Linked DNA regions of Mus musculus: regions 1, 2, 3, 5 and 6 are each linked to region 4. The links are chromatin loops, found by intact Hi-C in ENCODE. Cell type or tissue: heart. All regions are shown on one strand.

Region 1 (5,000 bases), 48 kb before region 4:
ATACCCCAATCAAATCATTTCTACCAAACACGGTCAGGACTAAAGGTAACCTATAAGCCCCACTTGCCCAGGGACAGCTGACTTCTGGTATGCTGGAGGCTACACATGTAAGCTAACAAGTTAGATTCTTTCACCTCAGTAAACAAGGTTGGTTGCCCCAACTGCACAGGACATGCTTGGTCACAGGCAGGCAGGAGACACTTAAGCAGGACATCAGGATGTATACTTGCTTCCACTGGACTAGGACAGGGAGCATGCTGCCATGTGGGTTTTGTTTTTATGAGCATCTGACTGACCTAACTCAGCACCATTCTCTGGGAATCCTGGGTACGGACCTTGCCCGTATTAAATTATGCTTGCTTTAATTGTACAGTTATGACTTGGTCTTTCTCTTAGCGATTTTCAAGATTAAGAACACCTATTTCCTCTACACTGAATGCAGATTCCCTTTAACACTGATTACCTTTACTCCTAAAAGAACAGCACAGGACACAAACCCCAGAATTACTAAGGCAGAATATAGTTAAGAGCGTTCCTCCATTTTTCTAGCCACCAGTGAAACAATCCCCAAAATGGAATTAACCAATATTTATTTTGAAGGAACTCTGGCCAGCCGGAGCATGGCAGGTATGGCTCTGACAGGCCTTGCCTTTCTCCCAGATTCCCTATGCCTTGCTAAAAAAACATTAGATTATATTCCTAAAGCTAGCTACCAAAGCCTATGCCCTTATTTGGCTACTTCTTCCTCCTGAAAGTGACAAACAAGGTCCAGCTATCAAAGTATTGAGGTCTAGTAATTAAAAGCCCCTAATTAACCTACCCAATTAAAAGTAAACACCTCATCCTAATGTGGAGTTTCCCCTTTACCTTTATATACCACAATTTTCCTAAGGGCCCTGTCTGTCTCCTCTCTATCCAGAGGCAGTCCTTTGTGTCCCTCTGACACAAATACCCCTTCCTCCTCTCCCTCACTCTCTATTTCCTATCTTTGTCTTTTATTTCCTGCCCTCTGTTCCTCTGGGGTAAATAAATCTCGTTTGTGCTGAGAAGTTGGTCTTGGGGGTCCTGAGCCAATACTGATTAGTTCAGAATACAGTAGTATAGAAAATTTTCTAGGTCAAGCAAATGTAGGTTATGAGGCAGATCTAAATAATTACTTAGAGCAGTAGTTCTCAATCTATGGGTCATGATCTGGGGATCGAATATCACATATTCTGCATATCAAATATATAATTACAGTTTATAACAGTAGCAAAATGGCAGCAATGAAGTAGCAACCAAATAATTGTATGGTTGGGTGCCACCAACCTATGTTAAAGGATTGTAGCATTAGGAAGGTTGAGAACCATTGAGAATGAGTTATACGCAAGGACAAGTGGGAGAACATTTGGGAGGCCGAAGCAGAGAAACCCACCAAAGGCCAACCTGAGCACACAGCAGGAGACAATGCACCTAATTTCCACAAACAACATTTTTTATAATATAGGAGGGAGGGGGGGAAGGAAGGAAGGAAGGAAGGAAGGAAGGAAGGAAGGAAGGAAGGAAGGAGAGAGAGAGACAGAGAATGAGGGGGGAGGTCAACCTTGGGTGTCATTCTTCAGTATCTGCTCACCTTGTATTTTAAGACAGGGTCTCTCATTGAGACCCAAGGCTCACTGAATAAGCTACACTGGCTGGCCTCCAGATCCTCATCTCTCCATCTCCTCTGAGTAGGAGGATCACAAGTGTGCACACTACACTCACTTTTTCATGTGGGTTCACATAGTTCTCATGCTTGCAAGGCAAACACTTTCCCAAGTAGTTTCCCAGCCTCATATGTTTTAATGGATTTTAAAATATAAGTAATATTAGAATATTCATTAATATATACATTAGAGGTAATAACTAAAATCCAAGTGGCTGGGTGCACATGTGAAGGATTTTTTTTTTTTTACTTAAATCTTTTGAAGGGGGAAGATCCACCTTTAATCTGGGCCACACCCTCTGGTGGTGGCAGCCTATACAAAGGAGGAGGAAGGAGGAAGCTTGTGTGCTCTGCCTGCTTGGTCTCACTGGCAAATCCATTCCCTCACTGACATGAGAGCCTACTTTTCAGGATTCTGGCATATCCTGAAGAAAAGCTGAGTCATCCAGCCTCATGGACTGAACAACTCCTGAACTCTTAGGCTTTCTACTGGTGGACAGCCATTGTTAGACTAACTGGGCACAGCCTGTAAACCACTCTAATATTACTCTAATATTAATACACACACACACTCTCTACTATCATTTGTATTCCTCCAGAAAAGCCTGACTAACACAGATATGCATAATTTTTCAAATGATAAGGATAGAGAACTGAAATTTGGGGTAGATGGTTAACATGGCTCAATGGTTAACAGTTTCCAGCACCCACTCATAACTACCTATAACTCCAGTTCAACTGCCCTCTTCTTACCTCCGAGAGCACTAGGCACACATATGGTGCACCAACATACATGTGAGCAAAGCATTCACACACACATAAAATAAAGATTTTAAATCTTAAAACAAAAAAGCAGTAGCTAAGGGGAGAACCCAGCACACGTACCCACCCTCAACGTAGTGGGAAGTAAAATGGAGAAGGAACTTGGAGGTGTTGGAGTAACTGCAGCAAACAAAGGCAGTAAGACAGGAGAGAGGATGACCAGAGTACTTGGAGATACTTGCCCAGCTCCAATAAAAACCAACACTGGTGTATCAGAGCCTAAGCTGTCACGTAACTGATACTACATTTCTTCCAACATAACATCCTGGACACAAATGGGACTATGCACAAGTTTACAGGCAAAGTTATTTAAGTACAAAGAAACTGACTAACATAACCAGACATACTCTTGCTAAGTGGCAAACTAGGCTATAAAGAATGACGATGAATGATAATGAGAGACTTAAGGTGAGCTTTCAGTGTGATGCCACTCCCCCAAAAGATGGCTTGGTAGGGTAGTCAGGTATAATACACAAATTTAGTATTCTAGGATCTTAATTTTAAAATTTTATTGGTGATGACGATGACGACGACAAGAATGTGTAGGTATATTATTTGTGAGCACAGGCACACGGACTCCACAGTGCAGGTGTGGAAGACAGAGGACAACTTTCAGGAGCAGGTTCTCTCTTTCCATGATGAGTTCCAGGGATGTCAACTGTCAGGCTTGCATGACAAGTAATTTCACCCACTGAGGCTCTTTAAAATATAAAATGGTTTAATTTGGCAGTTAAATGATGAATTCAGATGTAGGCAGATGACACAGTTAGATAAACTAGGGACCTAGACTAGCCCTTAAATAGCCACCCTGAATTATGAGAGCGTGGCTCACCTTACTTAGCTTTTCTCCATCAGTGACTCAGAAGTTGTGGCTATTCTTGTACTTAACCTCCTCCTCAGGAAAAGCAAAACTGAAACAGTTGATTTTAAGACTTAAAATTCCTAGCCCTTCCTCAAAGCTCCATAAATTCAGAGCTGGTTGTAAGGGAAGGGATATTTGGGAGAAGAACGATGCCTAGCACCTGGGAGGCTCAGACAAGAGGACAAGGTCTTACCCAGTATGAAGACCACGCATGGAAAGGTGCCTGACTATCAGAACTACAGTCCACATCCACACACGTTTATGACTTTATGACTTGAAACTGCTGAGGGCAGGCTTTGGACTTGAACTGATTCTGTTCATAGGCTTAGGATTCATAGACTCAATATGCTTTTGGAGCCCGAGATCATCTTGAAATCCAATACAAACGTTTGTGGAAACTTTTTGTTTTAAATCCCCCAAAGATTTACTAGACAAAGGAAAATTATAAAACATTGTTTAGGAGGTAGACTGATAGCTCAGTGGTTAAGAGAACCTTCTGCTCTTCCAGAGGACACAAGTTTGAGTCCTAGCACCCATGCCAGCCACAACTGCCTATAACCTCATCTGGTCCCTGAGGGCACCTGTACACACACACATACACATAAACTTTAGAAAATTAAATATGAACTTAATAATTTAAGCATTAATTGAGGTTCTTTCCATGAATCTCTAAAATCTGTGATGTAGAATTTAAATATAGAAGTATGTTGAATTTTCAGTCTTTGTTTGTTTGGTTTGAGACAGGGTTTCTCTGTGTAGCCCTGGCTGTCCTGGAACTCAGTTTGTAGACCAGGCTGGCCTCAAACTCAGAAATCTGCCTGCCTCTGCCTCCCGAGTGCTGGGATCAAAGGTGTGCGCCACTACGCCTGGCTGAATTTTCAGTCTTTTAATGCAAGTAATTTGCATATTATCATGGCCACCACTAAGTTACTTCAATCATTCTCACTGTTCAAAGTCATAACAAAGAGTTTTCAGAATAAATTATTGAATTGGTTTAGGTCTGAATGTTCTCTATTGAACTGACAATCCCATTCACTTACATGGAAGGTTTTTATAAGAAGCATAAATATAAATAGATGTACTCACTAAGGTAAACTGGCCAAAATACTGAGTCTTGCCAGAGAAATTAACAGATTTCTAATACTAACTAAATAAAAATACTTGACAGGAATCTGTCTGCAGAGACTGGCTAATAAGAATTTCAGTACTGTGGAGATTGGAATGCTGCAGGTCCAGAGGCTAATTACCTTGGGCTAAGTGCTGGCCCTCTAGAGCAATCATTCCTTGCCCCAAGTAAGAACTAGCAGCTTGTGATAGTAGATAAAAAGCCTCTTGATTAGAATCTATAGATTTAGCAGAAAACCAGCTTCTACCAGCCTCAAAGACAGAAATGCCAGCAGATATTATCTTCAACCTACAGGAAATCTCCCTAGTAGATGTACCTGACTCTCTAATACACCCATCAATGCATTTTAAACTTGCCTTGATTTCTGACTTTTTCTGTTCTATAGAACCATAAAAAGGTTACAAAAATGTTTCCACATCAGAACATGGACTTTGGGGTAACCTATATGTGTACCCAGATATGAACACTCAAAATGGCTCCAGAATAAACAATTCCTTTAAGATGAG
Region 2 (5,000 bases), 66 kb before region 4:
AATCTTAAATTTTTTTCTTCAATTTTACTCCCAAATAACATTTGATTATATAGGCATCATGATTAGAGGTTCTTCCCTGCCTCCCTTTTTGGTTTGAGGCAAATATATTATTTTTTACATTTATTTATTTATAGTGTGTGTGTGTGTGTGTGTGTGTGTGTGCGCGCGCGTGCGCGCGCTGGGGGTGGGTGAGTGTACTATAGCATGTGTGTGGCCAGAGGACAACCTGCAGAGATTGAGTAATCCTCCCTCCAATCATGTGGGCTCTGGGATGAACTCAAAGTCATCAGGCTTGGTGACATGTGCCTTTACCCTCTAAACAATTATGCCAGGCTTTACTTGATTTTAAGATGGAGTATGACTGTGTATTCAGACTGGCCTCAAACTTTAAATCCCCCCCCCCCCCCCCGCCTTAGCCTTCTGAGTGCCATCATGTGCTCTCACACCAGTTTATTCAAATATACTTCATGTACTTAAACAAAGGTGTCTCAATTCATCAGTCATTAATACCCAGAACGTCTCAATTCATCAGTCATTCATACCTCGATAAAGGCAATTCTGTAGAATCAGAGTTTGAAAATATTTGGGAAAAAGAAAAATGTGTTTGCATTAACTATAGACAAATGATTTTGTAACCATTATCCCCTAAACAATATAACGTAGCAATTTCGTTATAGCAGCACCTCATCTGCATTATGTGAGGTATTTTAAGAGATCTAGACACTATTTAAAATTCACAGGAGATGGGGGCTGGTGAGATGGCTCAGTGGGTAAGAGCACCCGACTGCTCTTCCGAAGGTCAGGAGTTCAAATCCCAGCAACCACATGGTGGCTCACAACCATCCGTAACGAGATCTGACGCCCTCTTCTGGAGTGTCTGAGGACAGCTATAGTGTACTTACATATAATAAATGAATAAAAAAAAAAAATAATAAAATAAAAAAAAAAAAATCACAGGAGAAATTGCTTAAGTTATACACAAACACCGTGCCATTTTATATAAGAAACACTAAGTTTCTCGGTGTTTGAGTATGTGGGTAGTGTTTTGAAATCAACCCTTTGTAAATACCACAAGAAAACTATATAAGAACATGTCTGTGAAAGCTGGGAGTGGTGGCGCATGCTAACCCCAGCACTTAGGAGGCAGAGGAAGGAGGATCAGAATTTCAAGAAATTCCTTGGTTCCATGCTGAGATTAAGGCCAATTCGGGCTATGAGACTGTATTCCAGAAACAATCACTCAAACCTAAACCAAAAAAGGAAGCAAGAGTTTGTGAAAGCTTTATGAAATTAGTAAGACTTAGTTCTTTTCAAAGAGGTACCTTTTCACTCATGGATTCTTCAAACTTATGGTTAAATAGGCATTTATACACTCTTCCTTCACCAGCTTGTGTCTATAAGATAAAACATACATATTATTACTATTAGCTAAGTAGTTTTGCTGTGATATATCCAGTCTTATACAGAACTTTTATTAAATACACTGTTAATTCAAAAACTCAAGGACATTATCAGAGGGACTCTCTTACAATTTGATACCACAGTCAATAAAACTTTATAATCAGTGGCTCTGATAGTTAATTTTAAAATTTCAAAACAGCAGGCAGAAGGGGAGGGCATACGTGAGTCAGAAAAGACAGATAGTGCTAAAGTGTATACAAAGATCAGGGATCCAGCATGTATAAGGTACTGCATTCAATCTGCAGCACAGAAAGGAAAGAAGGAAGCAAAGGAAGAAGAAAAGCAGGAAGGAAATGTAGACAGAGAAGAACTAAGAGGTGTCTAATGAATCATCAGGCTCTATCCAAGGACTTGGCTTTAACATTAGATAATTTCTCTTTCCCTTTTGTTGTTTGTTTGTTTGTTTGTTTGTTTGTTTTGAGACAGGGTTTCTCTGTGTAGCCCTAACTGTCCTGGAACTCACTCTGTAGACCAGGCTGGCCTCACAAGAGCCACCTGCCCCTGCCACCACATCCAGTCACATCTATTTTATTAACCTTAATCAAAACCATATAAAAATGTAATGTAACAGAGCTTTAGCCATAGGATATGAACAGGACTTCCTGGTAGAGTAAGGTTCCTATAGATAAAATAGAGTTTGTTTTTTCTGTTTTTCTTCAGACAAGGCCTCTGTATGTAGCCCTGGCTGTGCTGGAATCCCTTCTATAGAACAGAACTGTCAAACTCAAGATGTGATAGCCGCTGCTCCTCAGTGCTGGGGTTAAAGCGGTGTCCCACCTCTGCACCACAGATCAGTCTTCAACTGACACCAGCATGGTGGTCTACACCTTTAATCATAGCATTTAGAGAACAGAATCAGATGACTTGAGACTAGCCTGGTCTAAATAGTGAGTTCCAAGACAACCAGGGCTATACAGAGAGTATAAAAACCAACCAACCAACCAACCTAAAAAATGAAAGATGAGGGAAAGAAGAAAAAATAATGTATATACTGAGTGTCAGAAACAAATTGTTAACTTGAAGTTACATCTTCAAGACTGAGCATCAATACTATTTTTTGTATCTTGGGATTAATTCCATCTTCTGCTTCCGTTGTTTTCCTATTGGTGAAGGTTGTGCTGGTATATTTCATTCTGGAATACAATAATACAGATACACTTGAAAAGAAAGGAAAAACAGCTTTTTAGTAACTCACATTCTCGCAAAAGCGCTCCCGATCATCTCGGCAAGCAAAATACAAATGCCGGTCTAAATGAAAGTCATCCGAGGACAGCTCAGCCACCCTAAGAATGGCTTTCTTGCAGAGTTCTGAGACTTGAATCTTCGGCTCTTTTTCTTCTGCCTCTTTTACCAGGCCTTTTTCCAAACATGATACCACCTCACCTTGTGAATGTGCATCCTAAAATAGCAAAAATATTTAAAAACTTTCACCCTACAGTATTCAAATAAACATTTAGTTAAAGAAACGGGTGCAGAGAGACTGGACAGATAGCTCAACAGTTAATGAATTAGTATGGTTTAAATGTTAGGATACCTCCTCCCCCCATTAAAGCGGTAGGCTTTAAATTTTTAAATTACATCAGTTATTTAGTTTTGTACATGTATAGCTAGAAAAAATTGTTTGTTTTTTTCTTTTTTTGAGACAGAGTTTCTCTGTGTAGACCTGGCTGTTCTGCGCTTGCTTTTGGCAAGAAATTCATGAGAAAATAACCTATTGTTACAAGCACAGTTTATGTGAATACTGAAATAATACTGCAAAAGTACCTACTCATTTACCTCTAAGAGTTAGATATTTACAAGTTAAAGTGCTTTTATAGTCAAGTTTGAAAGACAACTGATGGGTCTAGTGGGTAAAGGTGATTTGCCACCAAACCTAATGTTCTATATTTAATCCCTGGTATACACATGAAGGGAGAGAAATGACTCCCCCAATTGTCCTCTGATCCTCATGTGTGCCAACACACACACACACAGACAGACAGACAGAGACAGACACTCTGTACTTAAAAACAAGCCAAGCACTGGGATTACTTCGATTATAGGTATGTGCCACTATCCCAGGCTATTGTTTTTTTTTTTCCAAAATAAAAATGTTTGCAAAGGTACCCTGAGTTTCTTCTGCCCATTTAGTAACTGAATTATATACAAATATATTTTGGTTGTGAGCCTAGCCTTTAACGGCTAAGCCATCTCTCCAGCCCATATACAAATATTTGACAACGAGAACTATATGTCTGAGGCTGAGGATGTAGCTCAATGGTAGAGTGTTTGTCTAGTATACACAGCTCATGGATTCAATCCCTAGCACTGGGAGATTGCACATGTAAGGTAACACTATAAGGCTCACTGGGCATGTTGGCACAGATTTATAATCTTTGCACTAACCTGGAGATGGAGGCAGAAGGATCAGGAGTTCAAAGCTAATCACACTTACATAGTGACCTTGAGGCCAGCCTGAAATCCTATCTATTTACAAGCAAACAATAAAGAGAGGAAGGAAGGAAGTTAGGTAGGTAGGTGTACTGAGATTGTGGCTGGATGATAGCATGCTTAGCATACAAAAGGCTCTAGGTTCCATTCCTGGGAGTATGTAAATCAAACAAGGTTGTCTATAATCAAACAGGATGAGCTATAAAATTCTATCACACTGGGAAATAGATGCAGATGAAACAGGAGTTCAAGGTCACTTTGAACTCCTCAAAAAAGTTCTATGCCTGTGCTACAGGAAGCCTGGTTAAAACAAAAAGAACAAGTCTGGGAGATGTCTTAGCAGATAAGCAGGTAATGTGCTTGCTGTGTACACATGAGGACAGAGCTCAGTGTCATCCCTAGTTCTCAATAAGGGCCAGGTGGACAGCAGCCCACATGTAATCAATCCCAGCATTATAGAGGCAGAAGAGATCTCTAGTGGCAAGCCAGACTAGACCTAACAGTAAGATTGGAGTTCAAGTCAAAGCCTGACCCAATATTTAAGGACAATGACTGCCCTACACAAATGTTCTTACACATATAACCACACACACACAAGAACAAGCATACATAACACAAACACCATCACATACACATGGGAGGAAAAAGGCTAGTTAGAATGTCACATCTATAACAAAAGAGTCAATAAAACTTTTTCACTTGTTTATCAGTTTTTAAAGCCAGGGTCTCACTATGAAGCTCTGACTGCCCCAGAACACATTATGTAGACCAGGCTGGCACTGAACTCAAAGATCTGCTGGCCTTTGCTTTTCCATGTGCTGGAATTAAAGGCGTGTACCACCACAACTAGCTATATTTTCTAATGTCTTTGGTGTTAGAAATTAAAGCAAAGCCTGTGTGTGTGTGTGTGTGTGTGTGTGTGTGTATACATTTGCTTATGTGTCATGTGAAGATCAGAGGATAACTTATGGAAGTCAGTTCTTTCTCCATGTGGATCTGGAAAATCAAACTCAGGTCAGTAAAAAGAGACTTATTCTACTTTTAAATTTTGTGTGTGTGTGTATGTGTGATGTGTGATGTGTGTGTGTGTGTGTGTGTGTGTGTGTGTG
Region 3 (5,000 bases), 72 kb before region 4:
CATCTCTCCAGCTCCAAATTTTAGTTCTTTCAATTACAGATTTTAAGAAATGGCCAAGTGTGGTGATGTATGTCTTTAATCACAGCACTCAGGACGTAGAGACAGGTGAGTTCAAGGCCAGCCTGGTTTAGAGTTCCAAGACAGCTACACAGTGATATTGTATCCGAGAACGGATAGACAGACAGATGTTGATACCACATGAAACAAAGTAAGGTCAACTGCAAAGCATTTTATAGATAGAAGATCACTATTACCACAGATGGGTAGCAGATGGGGCTGTGGAGTGGGAATCTTAAATAGAGAAAGAAAAATAGAAATTACAACCCTTACTGTTTTAATTTCTTTTCTTTTTTTTTTCTCCATCCTTAAGAATTAGATACTTCAGCACGGGAGGTGGGGGCATGGGTGGGGGGGAAGAGGAGGGGAATGTGCCTTTAATCCCAGCACTCAGGAGGCAAGGCTGTTGAATCACTGAGTTCCAGGTTAGCCTGGTCTACAGAGTGAGTTTTGGGACAGCCTGAGCCACACAGAGAAACCCCGTTTTAACAAATAAACAAACAAACAAACACGTTTAGACATGCTCTGTGTCACTGGTTTACCCTTTCTTGGAGCCTTTTCTGATCTGTACACATCTGACCTGGGATCCCACAATGGTTCATAACAAAGCTCTGGCCCCTTTACATACATACAGATTTTAGATAAAATAAAGATCCCAATTCTATTATCCTAGAAAAAAATCATTAAGAGAGAAATATAGGGAAAATGTCAATATTCTGGGATAGAAAGTATTTCTATAAATTATTGTTGGTAATTTGGAAAAGCTAAAGAATATTATAGCTTGCTGGTAGAAAAATAACTTTGTGAGCAAATTTTGACACCGGATGACCAAGATCAAGATAGTAATATCTTTTTTCTAGTATCCCATGGCATCTAGTAGGCTAATAATTCAAGGAATTATTGCCATTCTAGAATTCAGTGTAGGGAGTGAGGAAAATATGCAATTGGAATACAAACTGAGCCAGGTGCAATGATGAAGGAACCCCTTTAATCTGAGGCTTTGGGAGGTAGAGGCAATTGGATCTCGGTGAATTCGAGGTTAGCTTGATCTACATAGCAAGTTCTAGGATAGTCAGGGCTACATAAAGAGACCCTATCTCAAAACAAAAACAAAAACAAAAACAAAAAAAAAAAAAAAAGGAAAAATAGACTATAAACTGATGTTATGATTGTATATACATTCTGGCCCCTGATATTAACAAAAAAACCCCGAGCAAAGCTCCGGAGAGACTTGGTCTGGAGAATGCATTATGCAGCCATCCTTGATGTGAGAAGCATAGGCTAGTCATAGCCCTGTCGTAACTGTGGTAAATCTGGAGGAGTGGACACTCATTAGGATAATAATTATCCACATACTTTACAGTTCAGCACTTGCTGATAACCATTACCAGTTCATTAAATTAATCTAGAGACAGATGTTGAAGTCTGTTGTGTCAAGGAATAAAACTTTCAAAGTAAAAAGAAACCCACCCAAATTGCTCAAAGATATTCTTCAGTTTGACTAAGGCTAGATAATATAGAAGACAAAGGACGACTCTATCCTTCTGGAAAAATTGCCTTTAGTTTTTGTGAGAAAAGGCTTTTAAAAAATAGAATCCATACAATAAAAATGAAGTGCTTCCTTCCTAAGCAGTCTTAATGCAGTCAAAACCACACAGTTCACTATTTGTGCTTGCCCTCTGGGTTTGGAAAGCACTTTCTTCTTCTGGGCACAAAGGGTGGTGTAGGCGGAACTTATTTATCTTTGAAGCTGAGTCACTAGTTCTTTTAACGAAGCTAACTTTCCAAAAACCTCATAGTGAACTATGTGCCTCAAAACAGAGTTGAGTCCAGTCTATTTTTTTCCTGAACATTTTTACAATAGGTGTAAGCTTACTATAGATAGATTCCTTTTTTCCTATCCTCCTTCCACAACCTTACTAGATGGAATTAAGGATGAAAAGCAAACACAGCAGAGGCCGTCTCCTGATTCATCCTGGACTGCAGCCAGGCATATTCACTGGCACAAAGGGCACCCGGGGCAACTGCCAACAAACAGGACTGCAGAGGAGCACAGCACACTCATCCTCACAGTCTCACTGCAGCCTCCAGAGCAGCCCTCCAGCTGATTCTGCTGTTTGAGAGAAGAGGCTGCACTGGTCTTCCCATCCCAGCACCGACATGCACAATGTAACTGCTGTTAGTATCTACTTTGGGTCATGGTTAACAAAACCTGACTCCATATCTAAAGCTCATGTAAACTTGTATTTCAGACTATAAAATTGTTATAGACTGTACAAAAAAAAATTTTTTAAAGATTTATTTCTTTATTTATTAAGTACACTGCAGCTGTCTTCAGAAACCCCAGAAGAGGGCGTCAGATCTCATTAGGGATGGTTGTGAGCCACCATGTGGTTGCTGGGATTTGAACTCAGGACCTTTGGAAGAGCAGTCAGTGCTCTTAACCGCTGAGCCATCTCTCCAGCCCAACTGTACAAATTTGATTTTACATGATTAACTAGAAAATAAAATTTGCTCTTAAGCTCTTGCTCTCTCCTTGTCTCTTACCTCTTGCTCTCCTTCTCCCCTTTCCTTCCCCCCTCCACGTGGCTGCCTTTCTACAATAAATGCCTTCAAACCATTTTAAAAAAAAGGAGAGAGAAGAAGAAAAGAAAATTCAAGTAGTATTTAGTGTTTAATAAAAATAGCCAAAACAAAGTAACAAATGAATTGTGGTTTCCTAAAGCGTGACTTAGGTTATAAAACTAAAGTATCTTTCCTGCTTTAAAAGGGAAAGTCATTGCAGAGAGTGCTATGTTGTAGAGGCTTGCACCTGGTATGCTAAACTGCAGGAGATTTAACCCATACAAATAACAAACATGGTCAAAGGCAGGAGACGATGTTCTGCATGCACTGTGCTGACTCTGTACTGTGATCTGCAGGACTGCGCTGCTCATAAACACAGGATCAAGAGTCACTTCATTTTCTCCCAGAAAAAGCAAGTCCTTTTTCTGATGTAGGGGACTGACCTCATGGTTGCATTCATGTTATATAGCAATACGAAAGCTAAGTGTTTGTGGAAAAGACTATCTTTATATTCTTGTTTGTAAAGTTTGGAGCTGGTGAAAGACAGATCTTTCTGCTTATAGTTTCCCTGATTTAATCAATAAAGACACTTGATTCTGAGGATGATCCTTCAGACTTGTGGCATATCGTAAAAAAGTAAACTGGCAGAAATTTTCCATTCATGTCAACTCTCAATTTCAACTCAATCAAACTTGTTAAGACAGGCAAGTTCTCTTCTCCTAATAGCCTCTCATTTTGAAGAAAGTGATTTGCCTTTATTCTGTCTTTCGTAATCCAAACTGGCAAGTTCTTTAGAAACAGGAAAACAATGGATTTCCTTTACCTAGCTCCACAGCAATTTTTTTTTTGTTTGTTTTTTTTTTTTGGTTTTTTGAGACAGGGCTTCTCTGTGTAGCCCTGGCTGTCCTGGAACTCACTCTGTAGACCAGGCTGGCCTCGAACTCAGTGCTGGGATTAAAAGCATGTGCCACCACACCCGGCTCAGCTCAGGGGCATCTTCTTAATTAGCAATTGAGTGCCCAGTTCACTGTGGGTGGTGCCACCTCTGGGCAGATGGTCCTGGGTTCTATAAAAAAGTAAGCTGAGCAAGCCAAAGCCAGTAAGCAGCAATCCTCTATGGCCTCCATATCAGTTCCTGCATCCAGATTCCTGCTTGAGTTCCTGCCTAGACTTCCTTCAATGATGGTGGAGTACGATGTGAAAGAACAAGCATTTAAAATAACCCTTTCTTCCCAGCTGTTTTGGTTATGGTGTTTCATCACAGCAATAGTAATCCTAAGAAAACAGTCAAGTGGCAGCAGAAATATTTTTCCTTACCGCCTGTTGGCAGTTCATTCCAAGGTTCCCCTTTTCACCCCGAACCACTTTCATCAGACAGTGGAGGGTTCGCCCTTTCCGATGTAATCCAGAACAATGGTGTTCAATCTCCCCTCGACAGCTCAGGATGATCTCGGGGCTCAGAGAGAAGTCTTCCATCAGCATGCGTCGGTAATCCAGCATCTCACCTTGGCACTCACTGCTCACCTGCCGCCCTGTGTCAGGGGTAAGTCAGACAGTTATGAAATGGGAGTCTGAGGACCAGAAAGCTCTACATGTTAAACTACGTTTCTGTCTGGAAAAGAATAACCCACAGCCTTTCCAGATGGAATTACTATCTGGACTGAAATGCTTAGAACATGGTAAAACTTTTGCAGCATAAAGAAAAAGAAAAAAAAAAAAGCTTAGACCCAGGTTTAGCCTGCAGGGTTGTGCACTATAGATCTTATCAACCATAATACAAATGTTCTGCCAAAGCAAGTCCTTTTTCTGATGCAGGGGATTGAACTCATGGTCACATTCATGCTACATAGCAATACGAAAGCTATCGGGGCAGTAAATAAACTGAGAACAATCGTTATTGCCCTATACAGCTAAAGTTTGTGGAAAAGACTATTCTTCCAAAATTCATGATGGCTCCCCATGTCTTGGAGCTATAAATGTGAACAGGGAGAACATAAAAAGCAGCAACCACCCCACTCAGTCCTCAAGTCCAAACAAAAAAAGTTACCCAGTTACTTTAGTAATAGACCCAGGATTTGAAGTCACATCACTCTGACCAAAAACTCATGTGACATTAATGTTCTCCCATTCTTCTAAAGACTGTTCCAGTAGTCATTCTAAAAATCAAAAGGTTCAAAAAATGCAGAAGAAAACTACTAATTACAGGTACAAGAAGCTTTGGAATGTGAACTGAAGAAGGAGTGAAAGGAGAAAAGGAAAAAGAACATCACCTCTGTGCACTGCTGACTCCAGGCACATCAGAAGGTAGGAGAGCCTGGCTTCCCGGGACCGAGGAAGGTTTTCCACATTGCACCGGTATTTTTTCAAGTCACTCTTAC
Region 4 (5,000 bases):
GACAAAACAACTTGAATATTCAGCTCCTTCCTTCCAACAGTGGGTCTCCAATTTACACGTCACTCCCCTCCAAGGAATATAAACGCACATCCATCAATTCACTCATCCTAAAGCAGCTAACAATATTCTCCAGTTCCAGCCCTGAACTAGGTACTCTAGAACATCACAAAGAAAATAGAAACATAGCTACCAACCATCAGTTTATATATGACCCTGACAAAAGAAAGTGAGTTTACGGGGTTGGAGAGATGTCTCAGTGGTTAAGAGCACTGACTGCTCTTCCGGAAGTCCTTAGTTCAATTCCCAGCAACCACATGGTGGCTCACAACCATCTGTAATGGGGATCCAATGCCCTCTTCTGGTGTGTCTGAAGACAACAACCGTGTACTCACATACATGAAAGAAAGAAAGAAAGAAAGAAAGAAAGAAAGAAAGAAAGAAAGAAAGAAAGAGAGAAAGAGAGAGAATGAATGAATGAATTTACTGAAATATCCTTGCTGGGAATTGGGAATTTTGAGACCGATGGTAGACCAGTGACTACATTTTCAGCTGCGTGTACTTTTCTTTATGCAAACTAATCTAAGGGGGAAAAATGGTACCACTAAGTTAAGACTCCAAAATTAGACAAGTCTGTTCTTTATGGACGGAGAGGGCCACTACATGCATGACAGAAGACCATTCAGTGCTCCTCTAAGGAAAGGTATATAGGTGTTCATAATGTACATAGCTTTAGGCACTCCTTCAACTGGACTTTTTTTGCCACTTTCCCTTAATAATATCCTATTTCTACATCAATACAGTAACAATGTATCTACTAACAGATGGGACAATCTCACCTTAAGGAAACAACATCTAGTAAGTATCCTCAAAAATCAAATAGAAAATTCCAAAAAAGTTTAACAGTTATGACTATTGGCTATGCCGGGCAGCGGTGGCACACTCCCAGCACTTGGGAGGCAGAGGCAGGCCGATTTCTGAGTTCGAGGCCAGCCTGGTCTATACTGAGTGAGTTCCAGGACAGCAGCCAGGGCTACACAGAGAAACCCTGTCTGGAAAAACCAAAAAAAAAAAAAAAAAAAAGAAAGAAAAAAGAAAAGAAAAGAAAAGAAAAAAGACTATTGGCTATATCTACTTTCCAATCTTCAAGCTATACATGTGACCCACGTAAGGTTCCACATTTCTGGTAGCTCTGGAAACTTTCTGGCTCTTGATTTTGTATGTCTTTTCCTCTTATGACTTTGGTTTTTTTAAGTCCTATTGTTACCCTGGCTGGTCTGGAACTCTCTACTTTGACTAGGCTATAGTCTCAAATTCAGAGAGAGATCTGCCAGCCTCTTCCTCTCAAGTTCCAGAATTAACAGGATGTGCCATAAAAAAAAAGGGCCTTACCTTTGCATAACACTAAAGCAAGACTAGCAAATGTCTATAAACCAGTGGTCACATCATGGCCTTGAACAATCCTGAAGATACAGTATTCCAAATGAGATGGCCAAATAGCAATTTTCTACTTGCCAGATTTTGGGAGTAATCTTGTTTATCTAAACCTTTGAAAACAAATATTTCTACCAATATGCTCACGTCTGCAGCATCAAATATAGAAAAGAAGTTGTCAATGTTTTTTAACTGGAGCACACCAAGTAATATAAGCTCTAGAAGAACTCACTAAGGTACTGTTAAAATTATTTCAAACTAGATGAAGTGGTTCAGCCAGATGCGGAAGGATGCCTCTCATAGGCGGCCAACCTGGGCTACAAGCAGATCCGGTCTCAAAAACAACTATCTTAAGACTTCAGAAAGACCCCACTACAGACCACAAACACCTTATATTTATTATATAGCATCAAATGCTGCCTGCAACTTTCTCAGACTTTATAGGGTTCCAAGGGACATGAAGGAACAGCCTAAAAAATGAGGTCCTTTACAAACTGACCACAGGAAGTGAAGACAAAAAAAAAAAAAAAAAAAAAAGCATAGTTTCAGCACCAGGTAAATAGTAAAGATTTACCAATTAAAAAAGAATGTGGTAGAAACAGTAAATTCGGCTTTTGACTACATTCACACCAGAAGAGAACCCAGGTTAGCTCACCAAGCGCCTACTGCTAAATAAACAGCAGATCGATCTTTAGCAGTTTAAATGTACCGATTTTTTTTTCCACGTTGAAATCCATTGCTACAAACTGGCGAGGTCGAAACGGATAGCAAACAAATCCTAAACTGGTTTTCCGGCGAGGAACCGCTCTGCATAGAGCATCACACAAAAGACAGGAGCGCAAACAGAAAACACGCTCCTTAGGCCTGCGCCTACTGAGGCCGTGAGCCGAGGTCCTGATCCCAGAACACCGCGACGACAGGGAGCGAACTAGGGGACCGGAGGAGGAAGGATCGGGGTGGGATCCGCTTGCCCGAACGCACCCGGGAGTGAGGGGCAGGAAAGAGAGAGGCGCGAGCACAGCCCTGAAGGAAAAGAGCAGAGGGAAGCTGCTGCTGCAGCCCGGCATCCGCGGCTTCCAGGCCGGCGACACCCTCCGGCCCGCACCAGGCTCGGCCCTCCTCCCCAGGCTCGTCCCACCTCCTCACCTCCCTCACGTCCTGCAGGCACTCGAGCACCGCCAGGTTGTTGCTCCAGGTGTGTTTGGGGCACACACGGGTCACGTCCTCCCGGCAGGACTCTTCCTCCGCCAGCTTCCAGCCTCCGCCAGTCCCACCGGGCCCCGCTCCGCCCCGCCGGGCCGGGAGCCCGCCCGCCGCGAAAAGCGACTGCTGCTGTTGCTGCTGCTGCTGCTGAGGCGGCGGCTGCTGCTGCTGCTGCGATAACTGAGGCTGCTGAGGCGGCTGTTGGCCGGCCGGGCTGCCGCCTCCACCTTGCCCTGGGAAGGGCCCAAAGTTGGTCCCCGGACCCTGGCCCTGACCGTGACCATTCTGGGCCCCTGCTGCCGCGAGCAGCAGCAGCGGCAACGCCGCCGACAAGCGGAACATCCCCCGTACACGTCCACACACCGCCATCTTGGGTTCGCGGCGAGCTCGACGCACCCGCCGGCGACGTGTATTTAAATGAGGGGGCGGAGCCGCGGGCGTGGGCTGGCGTGGCTCCTCCCCAGCGGGCGGTAGACTCGGGAGTCCGCGGCGGAGTGAAAAGCAGCGGAGGTTGCGCTGCGAAGGAAGGGCCCACGCCCTGGACCCGGCTGGCGGGAAAGTGGATAGCCTTCCCGGAGGAACTGTTGGAGCTGCTGAGAAAACCTGCGTAGGGGCACCGTGGTATAAATCTCTCGATTGTTGACACGGAAGAGAAAAAAGAGAAGTGAATTTGGACTGACACAACTAAGATGGCCGGTGGAATATTTCGCCAGTTCGGTGACTCACGGTGGGTGGAGGAGGAAGGGTTAAAAACTTTGTTGTGTGTAGATGAACTTCAAAACCGAATGTATTCCGGTATCTGAGAGCCTCATTTTGTGTCTGACCTGTATTTCTTACCTAGAGAAGCAGGCGACAATTCGATGAATGTTAAGCGTACATAGGTTATAATCCTTGCTCATGGGCCTTCAAGATGATCGCTCAAATGTAAAGTAAAACTGTGAACTTTTAGAATAAAAACAGGGAGAGGCTGGGGGTGTAGGGGTCAGTTGGTAGAGTGTACAAAGACATGGATTTGATACCCTTCATCTCATAACCCGGCATATGCCTGTGATCCTAGCTTTCAGGAGGTGAAAGCAGGAAGGTTGAAGCCAACCTAAGACTGTTTCGAGAAGAAGAAGAAAAAAGTAACAAAATCAAGGAAACTACCTGGCCTGTAACTTGAAGTCCCAAAAGTTATAGTCAATATTAAACACAACACGAGGGCCTTTGCTTGGACATCTTCTTTAAGAACCAGGACTTAGGGACTGGCAAGATGGCTCTGGTAAGAGCACTGACTGACAGTCCTGAGTTCAAATCCCATCAACCACATGGTGGCTCACAACTATATGCAATGAGATCTGATGCCCTCTTCTGGTGTGTCTAAAGACAACTACAGTGCACTTACATATAACAATAAATAAATCAAAACAAACAAACAAAAAACAGGACTTAGACTCCCCCTACTTCCATTTTTGAAACAAAGTCTCACTGTTGGCCCCTGGCTGACCCAAAACTCACTATGTAGATAGACCAGGCTGCTCTCCAACTCACAGAGACCTCCCTTCCCCCGCCCCGGCCCCCTGTGAACCACAGGTCCAGCCTGTGTCAGCAAATTGTATTGCTGACCTGTACGCAACATCTTCAACATTGCTTTACTACACACTAGTGACCCCTCCTTGGGTTGAGAGCGTCACACTTGGCTTCACACAAGGTGTCAACTAAGCCAGCATGACAAAGGTTAGGTTCTAATTCAATTGAGAAAAACTTTGTACAGAGGGGATATATTAATGGTTCCGTACCAAGAGATTAAATGAACCTCCCAGGATGAACTCTGCCAGTCTGCAGTCAGTTTCCAACTAGAATCCTTGAATCTTCCCACCACTCTGGGACACTTCTATCCCACTCTGACCATTCAGCATGTTGGTGGTAAATGAAGACAACTTGAGACAAAAATCTCTACTGGTCAGTATTTTCTGACCATTTAAAAACACAGGGAGCCGGGCGTGGTGGCGCACGCCTTTAATCCCAGCACTTGGGAGGCAGAGGCAGGTGAATTTCTGAGTTCGAGGCCAGCCTGGTCTACAGAGTGAGTTCCAGGACAGCCAGGGCTACACAGAGAAACCCTGTCTTAAAAAACCAAAAACAAAAAAAAAAAAACAAAAAACAACAACAACAACAAAACCACACAGGGAAACAAAAGGATGGAGAGCTGGGAAGATTGCTCTTCCAGAGGACTTGAATTTGATCCCCAGCACCCAGTGGGAGCTAAAAAACCATCAGTGACTGCAATCCCAAGGGCTCCACTGCCCTCTTCTCGTATCTCTGGACACTGCATGTACATGGTACACAAACAGTTATGCAGGCAAAATACCCATACACAAAAATAA
Region 5 (5,000 bases), 86 kb before region 4:
CAATGGTTGGTACTATCTGTAGACTTAAGCACTCACTGTGGCTTTAGAACATGGCCCCACTGCACCTTCAGAAGTCAGGCAGTAGCCTGAATGATGACTTTAGTTCTGACTGGAACAGAGGCCACACACAGCACTTGTGATAGGACAATTCAATACTTATTAATAAGAACTCCAAAATGGGAACCTGATCACACACAAAAGGGAAAATATGTCCAAGCAACATGGCTCTCCTCCCCTTACAACCTGTAAGATTTGTGCTGTCAAAGCTGAGCAGTCTCCTCATTGAGACCTAGTTCCCAAGAGAGTCAAGGTCTACTTCCTCCCCAAAGCTCTACTTCAGTGAGGCCTGTGCTGCTTCTCTGCAGAGATGACACACTAGGGTGATGCTGGGAAAAGGCTGAGCCAGCAATTGCCTTTTCCAGATGCTCCCTACACCTGACTCAGACAGGCAGTCTGAACCTAGAAAAAAAATCCAGAGCATTCCCTCCTTCCAGGAGCTTTTCTTTTGATAATACCTATGGTTATGGACAAGTGTGACTGTAGGCAGCTGTGGCAATGGTCTGGCAGACAATGCAGTTTGATTAGACTACCAAAGAGAGACACAGGAGGCCTCTGGGCCTCACACCCTACACACCCACTCTGTAGTCGAGGGAAGCTAGGGAAACAGAACAAATCACTTAAAGAGATACATACTTCTTTTTTATGTTGGGGCAAAGCTTTAACACATCCTCCTTGCAGGCCATTTTGAACTTGTAAGAGAATCGAAAATCCTTCATCTGTACCTGAAAGATGAGAAAGAAAACCAGCTCTGTGGAAGTCATGATTAAGAACAATGAGTGACATGTCAGACAAAAAGCATTCACAGGCTGAGGATGTATGCAATTGGCTAGCATGCACAAAACTGGCACGACATAAAATGCATGCCCTTGACAACAGCACTTGGGAGACAGAAACAGCACAGGAAAATTAGAGGTTCAAGGTCATTCTTGGCTATAAAGCAAGTTTGAGGCTGGTCATAAGACCTTTCATAGTCTGCTGAGATCTCACATCTCCCTGTGACAGCACACAGGTCCTCCTGTACTTCAAATCACACTTCTGAGCTCACTATGTCAATTCCTGCTGCTATCCCCCAGGGGATATCTTAGTGTGTCTTCTCGAAGTCCTTTCATTCCACAGCCCCTGTGCTGGCTTTGCTTTCCTTCCTTGAACCTGCCCTGCTCACGCAGCTACGATATAGACTACACCTGTTCTGGCATCTTTTACTAGAGTCTAGATGGCCGCAGGGCAAGAGAGCCCATTAACATAATAGAATGCAAGCATATGGGCTCCTGGCTCTGAGAAAACAGTTAATAGCCTCAGCTGACTGACAAATCGTCCTCTCTGAACAGAGTGCTTGCTATACCCCACCTCCTTAGCTGCTGCTTGTTACCAAGAGTGTAGTCAAACCATGTTATTCAAATGGTAAATCTAAGTTGAATGATTTAAAAAGAAAAAAGGTAGATATGCTGTGAAGGGATTTAGAGCAGCACACTGTGTGTGGGGGAGGGAAGAGAAGGGGGGACGACAGTAGGGACAGAAGAGAGGCGTCAGGGTCCAGTGTACTGATGTACACCCACCACACAGAGCTACAGATCCCCGTGACGTAAGTGACACTTAATGTGAGCATTACAGCCAGAGCAGGAGCTGCTGGCTCTCTTGTCTCTATCCCTTCTGTAACGAATGTTCCCTAGGACTAGGTCTCATCTCACCACATGCTAAGCTGTTGAGAAAAGCCCAGTTTATTGAGAAGCTGGGGAATAGCAGAGCTGCATGGCTGCTGTAAAGCAGGGGCAGCTATCCCACAGTCAGCACAGCAGACAAGACAGGAAGGGCACTGACCAGCTGGAAGTGAGTGACGCCAATGGCACACTTCTCGTTCATGTCCTTCTGGTGCTTGTTCTGGATCAGACACTCCATCAGGTCCCCAGAGTCGATCTGGTTGTCTGCCACATCCTGGGGGAGACAGCACACACTTACACTTTATGTGTCACAACTAACAATACAATCTAGAGTGCCATCCATGAAAATGTGAATAGGAGTGACCCTCCAAGTCTTCAAAATAAAGATATGCCATAAATTCAAAAACAAGCCTGAGAAATCAGGAACGATAGCAATTCAGCAGAATAAAATTCATGAAGCAGGAACCTTTGCCATGAGGACTATCACTATGTCCTTGTATAATGCCAGCAGCAGCTTCCGGGACCGTTCCTATCTCTCAGATCTTAACAGTTACTAATTGTACTTCCCTCCTGTGAGTAAGAAACAAGGTAAGTGATTCCCTAAGCACCAGGCGTAATGGACAGTTACTAGTTACTACCACTGCAATAGCTCCTGAGAAGCAGCTCAGCCACACCCTGGAGTTTCCCTCTTGTATCTTTTCCTATGAAATCATCTCACACACTGCTCCACTACAGAGTGCTACCAACTGCGGAATTAAGTTGGACAATCAAACAAGGTTCTCAGATGTTGGCCTCTCCCTCAATTGTGTTTATAGTTCTAAATTTTACTTCCTAAGCTGGTTATCACTCAACAGTAATGTATGCTGAAGAGAGAGACACCCTTGGGGCCCAAAGTCCCGCTGAACTTGGTTATGTTAGTAACCCTCGTTCCTACAGACATCACTTACGTGGCAAAAGTTCTGAATGATAGGCTCACAGGCTCTCATCAGCAAAGCTTCTATTTGTATATCCTGTAGAAGATAAAATAGATTAGTTACTCTGCTATGCAAAGGCCAGGGAAGGAGGAGGAGGCTATCGGTGTGTGTGTCCCTGTCTTAACTATGTAGCTGCAGTTAGAACTCAGAGATCCACTTGTCTCTGCCTGAGTGGTGGCATTAAAGTGCCTGGCAGGGAGAGCCTTCATCAACTTGAACAACTGAAGAGGCAGAATTAAGAACAGGGAGATGAAATACTTGGCAATAATATTAGAGCATGCAACTTCTCTGGAGTTTTTATGGTCTTTCTATTTCTAAACAGTATCATCTATCCTAATTGGGATTTTTAACCTCATGTTTTATATTTTAGTAGGTTTCAGGCTATAACAGGGATAAATACAGGTTCAATCTCTCATGTATAACTGGAAGTCTCAAGATTTTATTAAGCATAGAAATAGTACCAAATGACCTCACTACAGAGCTTCAGATTAAAGAGACCATGGCTACTTAGATTGCTTTTAAATGTGATTAAACCTGAAATGCAGGAGCCATGTTTTCTCAAGTGAGAAAAGCTCTAATAAATGATAATTTTGAAGAAAAAAAAAAACCTCAGAGCTAAATGTATAGACAGTTATACGGCTTCTGGAGCAGTGATAGAAGGGTCGGGCTTCAGCACAATGGGCTACTGTCTTCTTTTCCTTCTCATCTTCCTTCTTCTATAGCCTCCTCCCCCTCCCTTTTGTTTGTTTCCTTCTTTTGTTTTGTTTTGTTTCTTTCTTTTGTTTTGGTTTGGTTTTTTTGGGACAAAGTTTCTCTGTAACAATTTGGGTTGCCTTAGAACTTGCTCTGTAGATCAGCTGGTCTCAAACTCAAGAGAGCCACCTGCCTCTGCCTCCCCAGTGTTGGGATTAAATTGACAAGACAATCTGCTCTCTCAAGAGTATGGAAACAAAGGTGCTAAGTAATGCTGGCGGCCCCTCTCCTCTAGGACTACTCACTACTTACCTCGGACTCTAACTCGGTGAGGTTGCCCACGATGTCTCTGCATTCCACAGCTAAGTCATCGAGATGGTCCTGAAGGCACTCAAGCTCCTGCACATAAGAGGCAAGCCCTTCAGTCATGGGAGTGAACAGGTGAGAGGGGCTCGGTCTCTGCTTCCTTTGTACTCAGCTTCCCTTTAAAACTCCCTCACTAAACTGAACACAAAAGCTTCACGTGACTAAAACTGAGGTGTAGCATGTTTCCAATGTAACCCAGGTGAGGGCCAGGCAGTACTGTAAGCCATGCAAATTCACAAGGCCAAGTTTACAAGCCCAAAGAGAACTAACTAGTCAGCTGGCTTCAAACTATAAACCTCAGGTTATAAACTTTAGCAGGCTGTTTTTTTAAAATTACGAATGTTTTGCCTGCATGTATGTCTATGTGCCACATGTACACTAGTGCTGAAAATGATATTCAACAGCCAACACCCTTGGTAACTAATTACAGTGCTTCTTTAAAATATCCAACTCCAATGTGACAGTTTCTTGGTATCTCTGTATGTGACCCAGTAATTAGTGTTGTTTATTGAGGCGTATGTACAGGCTTATTTATAGAAGCATGGTCTATACTACTGCAAGGCCCTGAGTGGCCAGGCCCAGCTTCTGAGGACAGCCAACCACCAGGCCCACCCTCTCAGAATACAGCCAAGCCCAAATCTACCCTCAAGAAACTTCATAGAAAGCCCATTTCCAGCTCCGGTCCTTGTTGCCACCGTCCTGTGTTTTTCTCTACTAAACTTATATGGTGTGATTTTATGGTACTGCCTGGAGCCCACCTGCTAGGATACTTTAATACTACTGAATAAATTTTTCATAGCTGGATGTAGTGGCACACACTTTAAATTTCAGCACTCAGGTAAGCAGAGGCAGAAAGATCTCTGTGTGTGAGGCCAGCCTGGTCTATGTTGCAAGTTCCAGGCCAGCCAGCGCTACCTAATGAGACCATATCTCAAAAAAAAGTTAAGAAATAAATGAAGCTCTTTAAGCGCTCACCTTTTTTACTCTCCTCTCTAGCCCTCCTTCTCTCACTCCCTTCCCCCTTCTTTCCAAGTGGCCAGGACCAGTGGTCTCCCTCTTTCTACCTTCTCTCTTTCTCCCTGCCTTTCTACAATAAAGCTCTAAAACCATAAAAAATAAATAAATGAAAAAGAAAATTTTTCTTAATGGTCATTTACTGGCTATAATCTTCAGGGAATGGTAGCTAGGACCAGGACCTTCTGTCCTCTTCCTACTATATGTATGTGTAGGCATAACATACATGTATAGA
Region 6 (5,000 bases), 110 kb before region 4:
ACCCATCATCTTCAGTCAGTCATCATTAGCATAGTCATTATCTGTTTCTACGCTATGCAGCCCTTTCAAAGAAAACTAGACGAGAAAAGATAATACAACCGTGGGAAAGAACGCTAAGACTCACCCCTTAGCAGGAAGACATGGCAGAAGAAACAGCAACAGATGAGTTTCAGGAGGAAATAAACCATGTCAAAAGCCCAGCCTGACAGACTGTTGGTTTAGTGTTCATCTTGACCTACAACAGTGACTAGGTGAGAGCAGAAGGGATTAAACCAAATAGCAAGAAGCAAAGGGAGGCTCTGGAGTCTTCTCCAGCAGGCTGAATGTCAAAGCCAAAGAAACCTCAACAGCAACGAGGGTAATCACGCCAGTGACACCGGAGATGCAGAAGATAAAAGGCAGTAAGCTTAAAGCAATGGACACCCTTTAAAAAGTCCTTGAGAGTAACTGTAAAACTCTCAGTTAAAACAACTTCTGCCAAACAACCCAGGCTGTTTCTGTTGGGCTCCTCTTAAATCAACCCCAGCAAAGGGGCAGCACTGAAGTGACTCCAGAGTTTCTTCTGTTTGGCTTTAACCACAGATGGGTTGCTGGTCAAAAAGACAGGTGGACGGCCACACTCCCCCACACAACAGAACCCCACAGGACACTTGCTTACCAACCGAAGGCCTGTGTGGTGACTCTCTGCCTTCCAGGTAAACCAGGGTTACTAGTGAGACTCTATGTTAAAATGGATGGATGGATGAACGAATGGGGAAGGAAGGACAGAACCTGCTGGACATTGTGACCCAACTGGTCCAGACTGCAGATTTTCCTTTTATTTATTTACTGTATATGAGTACACTGTTTTCATGCACACCGTTAAGAGGGTATCCCATTACAGATGGCTGTGAGCCACCATGTGGTTGCTGGGAATTGAACTCAGAACCTCTGGAAGTGCTCTTAATCACTGAGTCATCTCTCCAGCCCGACTGCAGATTTTTATTTTTTCAACAGGTGCATTAGGAGGTATCAAGAGAGTTTCAGAGCCGGGCGTGGTGGCGCACGCCTTTAATCCTAGCACTTGGGAGACAGAGGCAGGCGGATTTTTGAGTTCAAGGCCAGCCTGGTCTACAAAGTGAGTTCCAGGACAGCCAGGGCTGTACAGAGAAACCCTGTCTCAAAAAACCAAAAAAAAAGAAAAAAAAAGAAAAAAAAAAGAGAGCTTCAGAGAGTTGGGCCCACAAAAATGGCTAGCGGGTAAAAGTCAAAAAACCTGGGTACTTGACTGATCGGCTAGGAACGATCCCTGGATTCATCTGGAGGAGAGAAACGCATCCCCAATTTCTCTACTGACCTCTACCTTACACACAAACAAAGCCAGTAAATATTAAAAATATGAAGTTAGTTTTTTAAAGTGATGCAAATCCCTGTGGCTTTCAAAGTTGACCTCTGGCCTTGCTCCCTGCCAGCGGCCCTCGCCCACCCACGGACATCATGCAAAGTAGGCTTGGAGACCGTGGATCACACACAACTGTCACCCACCGGAAACCCCACGGCCCTGACTAGGTCTCTGACAGGAGTCGGTGAAGCACAGCCGAGCCGCACATTACAAGGTGGGAAACTATTCCACCTGCAGAGACGCGGGGCCACCTCTGGCCGTGACAGCAGTGCGCGCGCGCCCGCCCGAGCCGCAGCCCGCCCCGAGGCCCGGTCGGCCGCCCTGGGAGAGCCGGCGCGCAGTCCCGGGGCGGCCGGCGCGGCTCCCCGAGGCCCGCACAGCTCCACTGGCTCAATCCCGGCGCCCGACCGGTGGCACCGCCTCAGAGACCCGGAGGGACGGCCGGGAGCCGGAGCCCAAAGCTCGGACGCCAGGGGCGTGCGGGGCGCAAGAGTTCGCGGGACCAGAAGGCCGCCCGGACCCGCGGGTCCCAGCCGGCTTCCTACCTCAGGGGCCCGCATCTCGCGGGCAGCGCGCTCAGCAACGCCCGGCGGAAGTGAAGGGCAGCCCAGCCGCTGAAGAGGGTCTGCGCCGGCCGGAAAGGGGGCCAGGGCATGGGGACGGGGCGGGACGCGGAGCGCAGAGTTCCGGGACCGCGGGGGCCTGCGACCTTCCGCGCTTTACGGCCCGCGGCAAGGGTAAGGCGGGCGCGCGCGCCGACGCGCCGTGACGTCACCGCGGCGGGCCGGCCCGCACGTGCGCTTGTTTGGGTCTCGCCAGGCCCCGCCCCTCCCGCTCCGCCTCCGCCTGGATGACGGCGAGTGTGCAGGGAGCGGCCACCGCCCTCCGTCCCCGCTCCGGGTCTCCCGCCGGCCTCCGTGTGTCGGCAGTTCGGGTGATCGTCTGCCGCCAGGCCTGAGCTCCGATCCTGCGCGAGGGGTCCGCAGCCCAGAACCCGTGGCCGCCTCCGCCTCCGCCTCTGCCTGGATGGCGACGAGAGTGAGGAGAGCCGCCACCGGCCTCAGGCCGGCCTCCGTGTGTGCCTAGAGCCCGGGCATCGGATCCGGGCCAGAGCCTCGACCCAGTGTGGGCAGTTAGGGTGACCGTCTGCCGCCAGGCAAAATGGAATACTTTTATGTGTAGCTGTCTGGTCAGCTTGTGTCAGCAAGTCTGTGTCTAACATACATGCAGTGCCCGAGAAGGCCAAGAATGTCACATCCCCTAGAACCAGAGTTAGACATGATTGTTAGAAGCCATGTGGGTGCTAGGAATCACATGTGTGTCTTTGGGAAGAATAGTCAATAAGTCCTCTTAATCACTGATCCATTTTCCAGCCCCAAAAATAATGTTTTAAGTAAAAGAAATATAGTAGTCCCAACCCCTCCGGGGCTGAGATAGGCGGCTGGCTTGAGCCCATTTGTTTAACCTGGACAACATAAAAATAAACATAAAAGGACACACACAGATATTTCCAGGCTTTGTAAAATGTTCTAAAACTACATTATTGTGATGGTTGTTTAATTCATAAGTTTACAAATTATGGGCTTAAAATGACTGGAGTCCTGGGGTTGGTTCCCAGCACTGCCCACACCCAGCGTGATGTCACTCACAGAGGTGCAGGCAGCAGGATCTCAGACTGTGGGCATTTCCTTTGGCAAATCTCTGTCTCCAAAAATATTTACAATTCATAACAATTATGAACTAACATTGAAAATTAATTTTTGGTTGGGGGTCACTACAAGTTGAGGAACTGTAGTAAAGGGTCACAGCGTTAGGAAGGTTGAGACCCGCGCTCTACATTATCCTTGGCTATGTAGGGAGTTAGGGGTTAGCCTGAGCTAAGTGAGACCCTTTTTGGTTTGTTTTCTTTTTTTGAGACAGTTTCTCTGTGTGGCCCTATTACTCCCTCTGTATTCCATGTTGGCCTTGAGCTCAGAGAGCTGTCTGTTTCTGGCCCCTGAGTGCTAGCATTAAAGGCATGTGTCACCACCTCAGGGTAGACCCTGTCTTTGAGTGAAAAGATAAGGGAATATATGGGGGCCAGGATAGAACATTAGATTCATGTCAAAAAATCAAGGAACCAAAGCCAGCTGTAGTAACCCATGACCGAGGAGCTGGAGTCCAGGAGAATCATCTTATAAAAGAAGCTGTATGGGCTGGGCATGGTGGCCAATGCCTTTAATCCCAGCACTTGGAGGCAGAGGCAGGTGGATTTCGAGTTCAAGGCCAGCCTGGACTACAGAGCAAGTTCTAGGGCAGCCAGAGCTATTCAGACCCTGTCTCAAACTTTGACAATCAGAATCTGTCACCAGCAGACTTGGATGAAATGAATCCTAACTCAGGATCTTCAGATCTCCATGCATGGGAGAAATGGAGACACAAGAAGGAAGAAAAAGCCAGGCTTGGTGGAGCACGCCTTTAATCCCAGCACTCGGGAGGCAGAGGCAGGCAGATTTCTGAGTTCGAGGCCAGCCTGGTCTACAAAGTGAGTTTCAGGACAGCCAGGGCTATACAGAGAAACCCTGTCTCTAAAAAGCATTTAAAAAAAAAAAAAAAAACCTCCCTAGTCTAACAACGTTTAAAGAAAGAAAAAAACATCGTCAGTCAGGCAGATCTCAAAGGCTAGCCTTGGCTACATAGTTCCAGAACAGTTAGAGATACGTAGACCCTGTCTTCTAGAAGACAGAAAGGTAAAAAACAAAAAACAAACAAACGACAACAACAAAAAACCCTACTCTACCCAGCAACTGTAGAATACAGTTTATTTTCCTCCTGTGGAGCACTTGTCAACTTACACCATGCCTTGAGCTACTTGTGTTTGAAAGAATTCTAGTCACCCAAATATGTTTTCTAACCACGGACTAAATTTGAGGTCAACAGTGAAAAAAGATACAGAGAAACACTTAGCAAGTAGCATTATCTTAACCCAGGATTCATTGAGTAAATCAGGAAATAAATATTATCCCAGAAGAGAGGAAATGTGCCCAGAGGCATCTAGAGCAACAATGAGCTGGAAAGATGGCTTCAAAGAGTTCTTACTCTTCCATAGGACCTGGGTTCCATTCCTAGAAGCCACGTGGCAACTCACAGCCATCTGTAACTCTAGTTCTAGGAAAACCAACATCTGATGTCTTTGGGCACCAAGCACACACATGGTACACATAACATACATACATGCAGATAAAACATTTATAAAATAAAATTATATTTTACATTTAGAAAAATAATAGAAGCATGAACTGACAAAATGGCTAAGTACCTGCCTCCAAGCCTCATCATTGACTGAGTCCAGTCCTTGGGACCCACATAGTAGAAAGAGAAAATGGACTCTCAGAAGCTGTCTAACATCCACATGTGTACACACACGATTTTTCTACAGTTTTTTGGTATTTGTGGATAGAGAAATGGTCTATTGTTTAAGCGCACTGGCTGCTCTTCTCCCAATGAACCTGGACTCAGTTCCCAGCACCCATATAGCCAGCTGTTACTCCAGTCCAAGGGGGTCCAATGCCCTCTTCTGACTTCTGTGGGCACCAGGCACATACGTAGTACAGAGGTATACATGCAGGTAAAATACTTA

Evidence for each region. Hi-C counts contacts between places; a loop is a spot of excess contacts. Peaks named below come from ENCODE experiments on the same cell type or tissue, not always from the same donor. Only the 100,000 strongest peaks of a DNase experiment are listed, where the experiment ranks them.
Region 1: a loop joins it to region 4, with 1.8 times the contacts of the local background. A loop is called at or near these places in 9 of 42 quality-filtered maps.
Region 2: it touches region 4 in a loop (2.3-fold over the local background); 13 of 42 quality-filtered maps call a loop at or near these places.
Region 3: it touches region 4 in a loop (3-fold over the local background); 14 of 42 quality-filtered maps call a loop at or near these places.
Region 5: a loop joins it to region 4, with 2.1 times the contacts of the local background. A loop is called at or near these places in 11 of 42 quality-filtered maps.
Region 6: a loop joins it to region 4, with 9 times the contacts of the local background. A loop is called at or near these places in 8 of 42 quality-filtered maps.

What each region holds. Positions count from the first base shown.
Region 1 is chr8:111,208,024-111,213,023 of GRCm38, forward strand. The region is part of intron 1 of Glg1 (golgi apparatus protein 1); the gene reads right to left. Among named protein-coding and RNA genes, the nearest start is that of Glg1, 49 kb to the right of the region's middle. In heart, a CTCF peak has its summit at 2,011 (motif pointing left); no DNase peak of the experiment used is centred here.
Region 2 is chr8:111,189,868-111,194,867 of GRCm38, forward strand. It overlaps Glg1 (golgi apparatus protein 1), which reads right to left. Exons shown (of 26, transcript NM_009149.3): 5 at 2,657-2,860; 6 at 1,323-1,394. Among named protein-coding and RNA genes, the nearest start is that of 9430091E24Rik, 47 kb to the left of the region's middle. In heart, no CTCF peak of the experiment used is centred here; no DNase peak of the experiment used is centred here.
Region 3 is chr8:111,183,775-111,188,774 of GRCm38, forward strand. Glg1 (golgi apparatus protein 1) reads right to left here. Exons shown (of 26, transcript NM_009149.3): 7 at 4,893-5,000; 8 at 3,940-4,154. Among named protein-coding and RNA genes, the nearest start is that of 9430091E24Rik, 41 kb to the left of the region's middle. In heart, no CTCF peak of the experiment used is centred here; a DNase peak (open chromatin) is centred at 2,077.
Region 4 is chr8:111,256,194-111,261,193 of GRCm38, forward strand. Glg1 (golgi apparatus protein 1) reads right to left here and starts at 3,017. Exons shown (of 26, transcript NM_009149.3): 1 at 2,578-3,017. The coding sequence starts at 3,003. In heart, no CTCF peak of the experiment used is centred here; a DNase peak (open chromatin) is centred at 3,068; H3K4me3 peaks cover 2,549 bases; H3K27ac peaks cover 1,843 bases.
Region 5 is chr8:111,170,537-111,175,536 of GRCm38, forward strand. Glg1 (golgi apparatus protein 1) reads right to left here. Exons shown (of 26, transcript NM_009149.3): 13 at 3,698-3,784; 14 at 2,666-2,728; 15 at 1,879-1,992; 16 at 694-782. Among named protein-coding and RNA genes, the nearest start is that of 9430091E24Rik, 28 kb to the left of the region's middle. In heart, no CTCF peak of the experiment used is centred here; no DNase peak of the experiment used is centred here.
Region 6 is chr8:111,143,478-111,148,477 of GRCm38, forward strand. 9430091E24Rik (RIKEN cDNA 9430091E24 gene) reads right to left here and starts at 2,021. Exons shown (of 3, transcript NR_040364.1): 1 at 1,927-2,021. In heart, no CTCF peak of the experiment used is centred here; a DNase peak (open chromatin) is centred at 2,184; H3K4me3 peaks cover 1,797 bases; H3K27ac peaks cover 1,179 bases.